Regions from separate parts of the Homo sapiens genome. Here region 2 is linked to region 1. Evidence: chromatin loops called from intact Hi-C (ENCODE). Cell type or tissue: GM12878. All regions are shown on one strand. Links, peaks and the distances in the headings refer to the core of each region. The heading gives the core; the rest is flanking DNA. Region 1 holds the start of LINC01831 (long intergenic non-protein coding RNA 1831). Region 2 has its middle 55 kb from the start of LINC01796.

Region 1 (5,385 bases), core at 269-5,268:
AGCTGAGCAAGGCTACTAGGCATGCCACAATTTCAGAAAAGCAAAATGTCCCAAGAAAAAGTCCCAATATTGCACTGGGATCTGACTTTTAGATGTAGAGAAACACACTTGCCTGATGATCATTTGCATAGAACTGAACACAACACCTAGTAATATCGTTAGTATTGTTATATGAGTTATAGTTGTTATTCATATGCTCAGAGCTCTTGATCATCAGTTTTTTTCCCCCTTAAAACAGATTTTTGAGCTATTTATCCCTAGCTGATTCAGAGGTCATGGAGGTGCCTGGACTTTCCTACATGTCAAGGAGTCCAAGATGCATCATAAATACCCATATTTGAATATGGATTTGGAAATGTCTAAATTTTATCAGAACATTACCTTTGGTTCTGTTATGTCCTTGAACTACATCACTGGAGTTCAAGCAGGATTTGTGTTTCAGATCAGCAAAACATTTCCTTTTCTGAGGCTTTTTCAATTTTGTCTCATTCGAATAATATTAAACTACTTAAAATGTCAACACCAAAAATCCAGCAGTACCTGTAGACTAGATATAAATGCCTATGGAACCACAGATCTGAACAGGTCAGTCCTCCAGGCACCAAGGGCCAGATTTACGTCTATCTCTTGCAGTGACAGTTGGTTCCTACTGGCCTCAAATGTGCAAGCAATTAGACAGCTGTATGTATAATTGGTTTGACATGCTCCGTTTTTTCTTCCAGAGAGAAAAACTTCCTTTAAAAATTTCAAGGATGAATTTTTGATGATATAGATAGCTTTTTGAAATATGATATTTTATCATTTATTTGGATCTAATGGAGATCCAAATAAAAGTGTGATATTTTGAGAAAGTATTAGATGTGTATGGCATCAGATGGTTGGCTTGATCCTTGAATAGAGAACTAGGCTGTTGGAGCCCAGGTCATGAATACCCATATCAAAATCTGCCTGTTTGTTTCAGTCTGTTCTAAAACCTAATGACAACCTAGTACTTAGTATTGTTGGAAAAAAGAATCGTTGATGGGAGGATAGGCAGGGCTAGGTAAGAGAAAAATAAAAAGATTAGTATAAGCCTGTATCTAGAAAACAACTCAAAGCAAATGACCTACCGAAGCCCAACCAGTAGTATCATTTTCACCTACAAACAAGAACTCTTGGAACTTTCTCTTTGTTATTTGGAAAGAAAAACAAAAGTACTAATAATCAAACTCAAGGTTGGATAGCTTTAAGAGTAAGGAAAAAAAGAAATTACTCATGAAGTTAGAACACTGAAGAAATAGAAGTGAGATGGATCACCACAGGAAAATCCTGAATGAAGCAAATGTTTTCTTGAGTACAAGGATGTATAATTTTAGGAAAGATTGAGCTATTTGCCATCTTGCTTATGTATATGTTGTTGGATTTACTTATTATGGATTTTACCACTTTAGTGTCATGGTTAGTGTTAAAGTACGTGGGGTGTGTGTCTAATTGATGTCATGCCTATCCCAGGAAGTCACTAAGGAGCAGCCCTGTCACAACAGCCTCCAAAGGACAGAGAGTGAACCACAGAGGAAATTCGAATGCATGTACAGTGGGTTCCATTACCAGGGAGCCTGAGCTTGGGACAAGAGGAGCTCATCACCACCAGAAAATACTACCAACATGCCCAAGAGTTTGTTTCCCATACTTTTAAAGAAAAAGAAAAATGGATGGTTCTGAAATCACCTGGGTTTGTTTTATTACATTATATCTTCTGGCAAGATCAGTGATGGCAGATGTGATTCAGCAATAGAAGCATGGCTGTACTGGTAGGTTTTTAAAATAAATTCAAGGGCTGTACTTTCTGACTGGCTACCTCCCTGTGGTTTGGCTTTTTAATGGAGTTCAATAGGCTTCATGTTTCTTATTATGATTTCCTTTAAAATCTCTGTATACGATAATGTTTGTGCTACTGGATATTGTTCTAGTTTTATTTAAATGCCACATCTTCAACACAGTATAGTAAAGATGTGCTAATTAAACTCAATCTATTTTACATCAATTAATTCAGACTGTGATCTCTCATCAGATTGCATATGTTAAGTAGGACTTAGGGCTGGTCAACAGATGTAAACTATTCAGAAATGTGGTGAGAAACCAACTCCAATGACAATTCCTGAGCCAGATTTTTTTTTTTACTTGTTCAGATGCTAAAGGATTGTATTTCAGTTCAGCTACATATTGGACATCAGAGAAGGCTACATTTTATGGCTCCCTTGAGTATATGTCAGTTGTAGTTATTTTAATTATTTCTAACATTTAGTTCTCCTGAAATGGCCACCCTTACTTTGATGCTTGCATTGATGAAGGCCATGATCACTGAGCAGCACGGTGCTAAACTGAATGAGAATAGCACAAGGTGACTTTATATACATTACACACATCCCTTCCTTCCAGGAAGCGGTCCGCCTCCCCACCAAAAACACAAGAAAAGCACCACCAAATTTGACTTTTTAATAGACAGTTTCTGCAAAAAAAGCTACACAAAACAGTAAGCATTAAAATTATTAATAGCCCTGTTTCTGTGTTCTTGGGAGACAGTGACAGAGTTTACATGCTAGCGAATCTTGCATACGCAAAGGTCAGGCACTCCATGCCTCAAAAGACAAATCCACGAAAATATGAAGACCACCATATGTAAGACCCAGCATTCCCATCACATCTCTCTAGTGTGAATGTGGGGAAGTTTATTGGTAGAGTGAAGTTTAGAGTTTCACACAGAATTAAGAGGTTTCTTTGAAAAGTCTATATGGTTATGTTCCTAGTGACAGAAAGAGTGATGTCTGAGAGTGAAAAGGCTATGCAAATTACAACTATTCCAAATCAAAGTTGAAGTCCAAAGATCTCTGGCCAATCAAAGGGTTCGTTTCTGCCCCCTGGTGGATGGAGAGGCATTTCCACACGCCCATTATGTTAGTTGTAAAACAGGGACTTCAATGGGTTTTCTGAGAGTAGGTTTCTGAAAAAGACAAACAGTGATGTGGTCAGATTTAACCAATTTTCTTTTAGTGAATGCTTTGTAACAAAGTAAAAACTTAATATGGGCAATTCTGTGCTTCCTCTGTCCTTTAGCATGTGACATGACATTTTTATTGGGGCAAGTGGCTCTGTGTATTATGGTCTTGTGTTACTCTCCACCATGTGTTTCTCTCCATATCAATTTCTTTTCCTTTCTCATCTGCTCATATCCAAAATAGAAGCTAAAAAGAGAAAGGAGACTTCCATCTCCCATTATTTTCTTCCTTGCATTTTTTTTTTCTGGCATCCGTTCTCCTAAGTTTCACTCCTTTTCCTTACCTTTTCCTCCCTGATGTCCATGGTGGTATTTGCTATGCTATGCTTTCAACAGGTGGATGATTTTATAGGACTAGCAACTTACAGTTTTCATTTATTTTCCAGGTCAAATAAAGCAAAAACAATATGAGAACAAATTAATAAATGCATGATAGTATGGCATCCAGAGCGATTTCATGTAGATTTTGCCACCCTTATAGAAGTATTTTTGAGTGTGATAAGCTCTGAAATTTTATAAAATTCTTGCCAAAGGTAAAAATAATATGTAGTGATGACATTCCCTTTTCACAAATGCACATATTGTAGAACCTGTGCCTAGCCACAGGATCTCACAATCTTTTGGGATTGGCAATTCACACAGTGCAAAATCCCATTTGCAACATAGCTTTCCCCAATCCCATGGGATTCATTGTGAGAGCATTTTAATATAATAGTTTTCTTACAGTTGAGAACTCTGGAAAGATAGCCCCTAGTCTAAGACAGAGGAACATTCAGCAGTTGTGATAATGAATTGATAGCATAAAAAAATAGTTTACCTTTTACATTTTTATCCTGCATGTGCATTTCTTACCTACTTTTCTCTACATTTTTGTGATTTCTTCTATTAGAAGGGCACAGGAGCACAGACTTTGGATTGCTACCGCATTCATCTATTTCTTTTAAAGACAAGAACTGGAATCATACTCCTTTAAGAATAATAGGTGTGCCCCTACCCACATCCTAGGAAATCCACTTCACTTCTTCCAACTTGTAATAAAACAACGATTTATGAATATTGTCTCCTTTTTCGGTAGACACCTCTTTTCCCTGCTAAGGGTTGCTTGAAGACAGATCAATGTTCCAATTTAATTAAAGTGAACCCCCAAGGCCCAGCCCCAGCTTTTTTTTTTTTCATTTTTATTTTCAGAAGTATCGAGTTCACAAGAAAGTGATTCTTTCAAAAATGGTACGTACGTTTCCAGGAAGAAATACCAGACGGAGTTCCGTATGCTTGCCTTCCACAGAGAGCTCACACTTCAAAATGTCCAGTGATCTCCGAAAACTGAGCAGACCAAGAGTGTCAGCTTAATTATTGACTAAATATCGATGACAATACTAACATTGACATGTGGACAGGAGGAGTAAGAGATGTGAAAAATACAAAGATGACACAGAAGCCTCGTTGACCCAGAACTAGACCCTTTCCCAACTGTGAACACCAGGCTGGAAAATCATAGATCATTCTTAGAGCAGTCATCACTTTTAAAGACAAAGTTTTGATATAAAGGAGAAAGAATCTCTGCTCTCTATGTTTAGTGGTTATTCAGGGGTTTTGACGTGAACTCTTTCAAGAGAGCCTCCCTTTTGTAATCACCAGGATTTGTGGTTTGCACAAATCTTTTCAAATCTTGTCATCGTCACACATACTTACACATTTAGATCTTTACACAGCTGTAAGTCATAAACAAAAACAACAGAACTTTTTTTTGGGGGGGGGAATAGTTCAAATTAGAGCACACTTCAAATGAAAACAATCAAATGCAAATGAAAAAGTTTAGTTCATGTATAAGAAAAAAGGTGAAGCCAACCAGGTGTGTTTTGCCTGGTTCTTTTTTGTATAAACAGATCGTTTTTTTTTGTATAAACAGATAACTGACTTTTAAACCCGCAGACCACAACATTTTAATTCAGTCATTGTCATTTGGAAAAAAAAAAAAAAGGATGAGGAAAAAGCCACAGACAAATTAGGACCAAAAGTAACCAATTAGGACAAAAAAAAGTAACCAAATTTAGCAATTTAAAAAATTGGCTTTTTTTTGGTAGATGAATTATCCTCATCCGTGATATACATTTAAGAATGAAACTTACATTAGCCCCTTAAAGTGGTCCTGCGACTTTAATTATTCACAAAGTACACAAATTTAATGAGTTTTTAAATATTAAAACTCTTCTCTATTGTCACTACGGTGAGCTCTTAATTTACAGAGCAATTAAGTCAGGACCCTCATTTATCAGGACATGTGCGTTTGTTGAAAATGTAGTCAGTTTTTATTCATTGATGCTATGGAAATACTGAGGTGAAATTAATGT
Region 2 (5,385 bases), core at 1-5,000, 1.6 Mb before region 1:
GGTTCCTGCGTGAAATGTGGTTAATAAAGTAATGGTGGATACCAGAGCAGAAGAGCAAGAGGAGCTGCTGCAGGATCACTTGGTTCATTTCACATTGACCACGTAGAGCAGAATGGGGCTGATGGGCCCTGAGTACCTCAAGTGGCCTTGGGTCTAGCTGCACTCTCCTGCTTTCCCCAGACCCAACCACGCAGGCTGGTTTTGTTCTCTCTCTGCTCTGGGCAGGAGACTTCCAGGGAAGTTACCTGTTTAAGGAGGCAGAAGTGGCTTCTGAGGGTTCCTCACCCTTAGGGCTAGCTACGTCATTCATGGGGCTTAGGGCAAAATGTAAACACAGGGCCCCTTGTTGAAAAATTACTGAGAATTTCAAGACGGCGGCAGCAAAGCACTAAACAAAGTGCAGGGCCCTTCTCAGCGCCAGGCCCTGTGTGACTGCCCAAGGTAACCCTACCCCGGAAGCTGGCCCTGCCCCAGCATCAGTGGATGATTGTTTATAAATTCATGAAGTCTTATTCCCTTTTTCTTGATAAACCTAATTCTCTAATGCTGCACGGAAGTAGGTTTTGTAAGTCTTCAATTTCAAAACAGGAAACTGTGAAGCTCCATTATTACTTTTGAGGGATAGCTATGTTGTTAACTTAAGGTCTAACTTAGTTGATTCTAGAAGTTGTGATTTTGGTTTCCCTAGCTTCACTGCTTGGTGCAGTGGACTACTGAGATGGCTACATATTGTTCCTCCTCTTAAGGGCTCCTATTTTCACAATGTGTGTAGCACATAACTAAATGAGTGTAATGCAATGTCATGTGTATAGAATGCATGCATAAAATGGTACCGATGTGAAGAGGGGGAAGGGCTGAAAATTCAGCTGCAGGTGGTCAGGGAAGGCTCTTCAGAGGGCTCCAGGATGGAAGGACCTAGGCACTGCCTCCATCTGTCCTCTCTGCCTCTTGGTAATTCGCAGTGTGCATTGGCTATTTTCCTAATGGGGTGCCCCTTTCATTTGTCAGTAGTAACAACCTGAAGAATCAAAATCCTGAAAACACTTGGGGCAAATGTTGAAGTGGACAACAGGGGCTGGACGACCATTTTAAAAGTAGAAATCAGTTCAGACGTGTGTTCTGGGGTTCTGTGGGGTAATTGGTGGAATGGCCTGTGGTGAAATGAATGTAGAAGGTTTGAGTCCATAAAGTCTCACAGATGTTTAGGCAGAGAGACCATGAGACCTCAACCAAGCCATTGGCAGAGGAAGGATGGCAAGAGAATGAATTTGAGATACACTGTCGCTGTGAAAAATAAAGGAATGAGAGAGAAGTCAAGGATGGTTAAAAAACTGCCATCTTCGCCAAGGTTGTACAGAGTCCTGTATTTCATCTGAGTGAATACCATGCATTCATGATTAGTAATACCCCATATAGCATCAAGACACTAGTAGTAATTGTGCTTGTGTGTTTGTTTCTGATAAAGAGGTTCTCAATTGATTTTTATTTGTTTGTCTTGCTGCCTTCTGCATGAGCACTAGGTGACCAGGATTCTTCTTTTTGCCTTTGTAATTATGTTTGTTTCACATGGCATAAACAGTGGGTACTAAATACCTGCCATTTTTTTCTGACTGATGAGGATCCCACAGATCACATCAAAGCTGTCTAAGTGGCTACTTGGACTTCCTCAATGGACTGAAATGCTTGGAAAAGAAGGAGATAGAGCAATTTGCACATCTGGATTAGCGCTGATTTCCGATTTCTTTGCTTTTAGTGGCTTCACATCATACCTATTGTGAAGGTCTAAACCATTTAGTTTTAATTGACAAATAATAATTATATATATTTATGGAGTACATTGTGATGTTTTGCTATATATATATATATATATATATAATATATACACACAAAAATAATTCCTGTCTATATAGTGGAATTATTAAATCAAGGTGCTAAAAGAGTAGATTTTAAAGATCTAAACTTTAGATCCCAGCACCTATCCTAAATTTTCAAAATTGGTCTTTTTTGTTTGGAGCATAAAAACAAGAGTGTAGGTATTACATATGACCAACATGACTTTTTAGGTAAAAATTGAAATACCACAAAACTCAAATGCAATGTAGCTCTAGTTGCTAGCCACACTGTGAAACTAGTCCTCTGTGAGAAGAGTGCAGAAATACGTGTTTGTTATCCACCTGATGAATTGCCAAGGTGGTGCTATCACTCTCAGCGTGCGACTTCTGAAGTCAGAAGCCCAGCAATTCTACAAGGGAAGCACAGAAGGTTAGAGGATCCCTGATTGATTTTCTGGCAGCCAATACAGGAGAATGAGTCATAAGGTTATAATAGGCAAAAGACATATTCTCAGGGATGCTGCAAACTTTGGGAGTGTAGAATTGTTTTGAGAAAAAGCAGCAACAAAGCATGGGATTTGCATCTGTTCTTAGTGAGAAGTAGCTCTGAGTGCCTCACGGGGAGAAGAAACCAACATCCCCCAAATCCTAAAAATAGAGGCTGCAACTTTTACATCTGCCACTAGAGGGCGCATTTCATCTATAAAGAAATCTTTCCATTGAAAACCCAGGAACTTTCCAAAAGGCTTTTGAGCACATCTCGAAGGGTGGAGGCCTTGGGGAGGGATGAGGGAGTGGGAGGTGGAGGGGCAAAAGGGAATATGAGATAGAGAGTTATTGACTTGCTTAACTCTGGGAAAAGGTGTGTGCCTAAGTGCGAAATCGCCATATATTGTGGATGCTGCATTTTCCTGATTGTTGTAACCTGGGTACCTGCAGCACATATTCCAGGAAAAAAGTAGACTCCGTCTTCGCATATAACTCTTCTACAGAGGAATCTAGACTTGGTGAATGCACCATTGTTCTCCGAAGGGCCCCTCCACCTAAAACGGGGCAGGAACCAATGTAAACACCGGCGTTAGTGGGTCAGGTAAGTGATCCTGAGGCATAGGGGGTGAGGTAGCGTGAGTTAGCATCAGGCTCATATAGAGGACGCAATAAAGAGCCAAGGAATTAAAACAAAAATGAGGAAGGCCGATTAAAAAAGAACATTTGACAGACAATGTATAACTCCAGCTCCTTTCACAGAAAGCAAAATATTCCCAGAAAGCATAGAATTCCCTGAGATAGGGGGAGTTAGAACTCGAATAAGAGTTCTGATTTTAGGCATTCTCTGTTGGTAATCCTTCAATTTTTATAACATTTTCTAGATCTGCCACTGCATGAACTACATAACTGACAAATCTTCAATTCACATTATATTTAAGTGGTTTCCCCATCACTTCTCACAGTTAAAAATACATTACATAAATTACTATCCTGCCTAGTGAAATATGCAACGACTCTGTTGTCTGCCGTTTATTTCTAAAACATTTTGGCACTTTCTGCGGAAGTCGTCTTCTTCTCAGTGATGCCAGGGGACTTTTTTTTTCAGTGTTACTTTGTTCCTAAGTGCAGGATCACAGAGATCCATGGGGAAACAAATAGTGGCATCAAGAGTGGCCTGTGGTGGAGGAACTAACAGCTGCAGGCGGAGGCGGATCGGGGAGCTGGAGTGGAAAGAGGGCAACTGAGGCGATGTCTGTGTCCTCTGCACGTGACAGTCCCACGGAGCTCTACTGATCTGGGGCCAGGCTGGGACTCCGGCCCAACTCCGAGGGGCACCAGGGTCTGGGTATTAATCGTGTGGCAGAGCTCCAGTCTCCATGTGATACACCAACCGTGCAGAAGCGTCCCCTGCAGAAGCACAGGGGACAGCCAAAGCTCTATGGCCCTGCAAACCCCTCAGCATGGCCCTGTGAGTATCCTGCAGAGGACCCGGGCCTGAGCAGTTCCTTCTTCCCAGCAGGTGTCACTGTGGAGTCATTAAAACCGGGAGAAGAGAAGAACTGTGCTTTGGCAAGCCGAGCCCCAGTAAAGGTTCTTGAACCAAAACTGCAGACAGGCTCCGCAGCAATGACACGCAGCAGCTTTAAAAACTCCCTCCACCACTGAGTCCAATGCTGTGAGCATGCGGTGTCTGTTGTCTTTGAACTAAGTTCACCAGATCTTCCAAGTTTTAAAATGGGAGCTAAAGCAGAACAATTATCCATATGGACGTTAAAGGGATAGATAGCTCCATTTCAAGGTGGCAATAGCTATATCAATTTTTGTCCTATTTTCTGACTGTTTGGACAGGTAGTTTTGTTCGTTTGTTTTTTCATTGTGGGAGGTAACTTGATGGCATGGAAAGAATGCAGAATCTGAAAATCCGGATTCAGATTCTTGCTTCCATCTCGCTATGTGTATGTTACTTTGGACAATTTACATAATTTAGAGCTCTGAGACTCCATTCCATGACAGGGTAATTGCGAAGGTTAAATGAAATGTATTCAGGAAAGTATCTAGCATGGTTAGTTACATCTGAATCCAGATGCATCACTGAAATACTGTTTAGATTTCATTATCGTTCTAATATTTTAATATCATTTTGAATACATTCTGTTTATATAGTATTACCCATATATAAAGTATAACCTCTAGGAGGATAATTCACTTGTCTCCTTTGGGCTAAGTCTTGTACTCCCCTCCCCTGCTCCCCCCTGCAATGACTACTCGCCATCTCTGCTCAGATGTCCTGCTAGAACTCAAATGCAGAATTATTATCTGTATGCTCCTACCTCCCTCTCTGCATTATTTATTCCGATTGATGGTGCTGTCCCCTTTTCCTGAACCTTGAATTGCTGGGATCACCTCAATTTCTCCTTCATCACTATCTTCCGTATCTAAACAGATCCTTGAACTTGCAGTGCCGTTTCCAATGTTGCACTATCTTCTGTGTCTACCTGCTGCCCTCACACAGCTGCTTATCAGGATTACTAGTTCAGTTTCCTACCTCATTGGCTTCTGGGGAGCTTTCCCCGGATCCCAATTCCAGGGCTCCACCTAGATCCACAGGGTCAGAATTGTAGGGGGGCCCAGAATGGCATGGCACTACCATACACTTGAATTTCGTTGGGAATCCCTGTCACATACATCTCTGACCTCAAGTTAGATTGACCTTCCAAACCAAAGGGCATGCCACTGACAGAAAGCTCCTCTTAAAGCCACCTTTTAATTTTGTTCCTTCCTTGCTGCATATCTTTGCGATTTCCCACTTCCTGGAGGATGGACTTAACTTCGGAATGAGATGATGTCACTCCATTCTCGGTGCCATGAAGGAAGGGACAGTGTGCACCTTGCTCATCATAGAGCCAAGTGCCTGGCCCATTGTAGACCCAACAACCAACAACGGACCACCCTCCCTTTGGGTGGTTGCCTGGATCACAGCCATTGCCCCTTCCAGGGATGCTGATGACATACATGGAGGGGCCACTGACACCTCCCCTTGGCCATAGCTGTTGACAAAGAGGGT

The links. Hi-C counts contacts between places; a loop is a spot of excess contacts. Peaks named below come from ENCODE experiments on the same cell type or tissue, not always from the same donor. Only the 100,000 strongest peaks of a DNase experiment are listed, where the experiment ranks them.
Region 2: it touches region 1 in a loop (11-fold over the local background); 3 of 110 quality-filtered maps call a loop at or near these places.

The regions. Positions count from the first base shown.
Region 1 is chr2:104,409,690-104,415,074 of GRCh38, forward strand. It overlaps LINC01831 (long intergenic non-protein coding RNA 1831), which reads right to left and starts at 4,342. Exons shown (of 2, transcript NR_135589.1): 1 at 4,270-4,342; 2 at 2,463-2,980. LOC124908058 (a long non-coding RNA gene) reads left to right here. Exons shown (of 2, transcript XR_007088675.1): 2 at 1,492-2,023. RefSeq lists an enhancer at 5,201-5,385. In GM12878, for the core only: a CTCF peak has its summit at 2,905 (motif pointing left); no DNase peak of the experiment used is centred there.
Region 2 is chr2:102,837,597-102,842,981 of GRCh38, forward strand. It overlaps a transcript of TMEM182 not described here. Among named protein-coding and RNA genes, the nearest start is that of LINC01796, 55 kb to the right of the region's middle. RefSeq lists an enhancer at 3,695-3,744. In GM12878, for the core only: CTCF peaks have their summits at 2,514 (motif pointing right) and 3,845 (motif pointing right); a DNase peak (open chromatin) is centred at 2,545.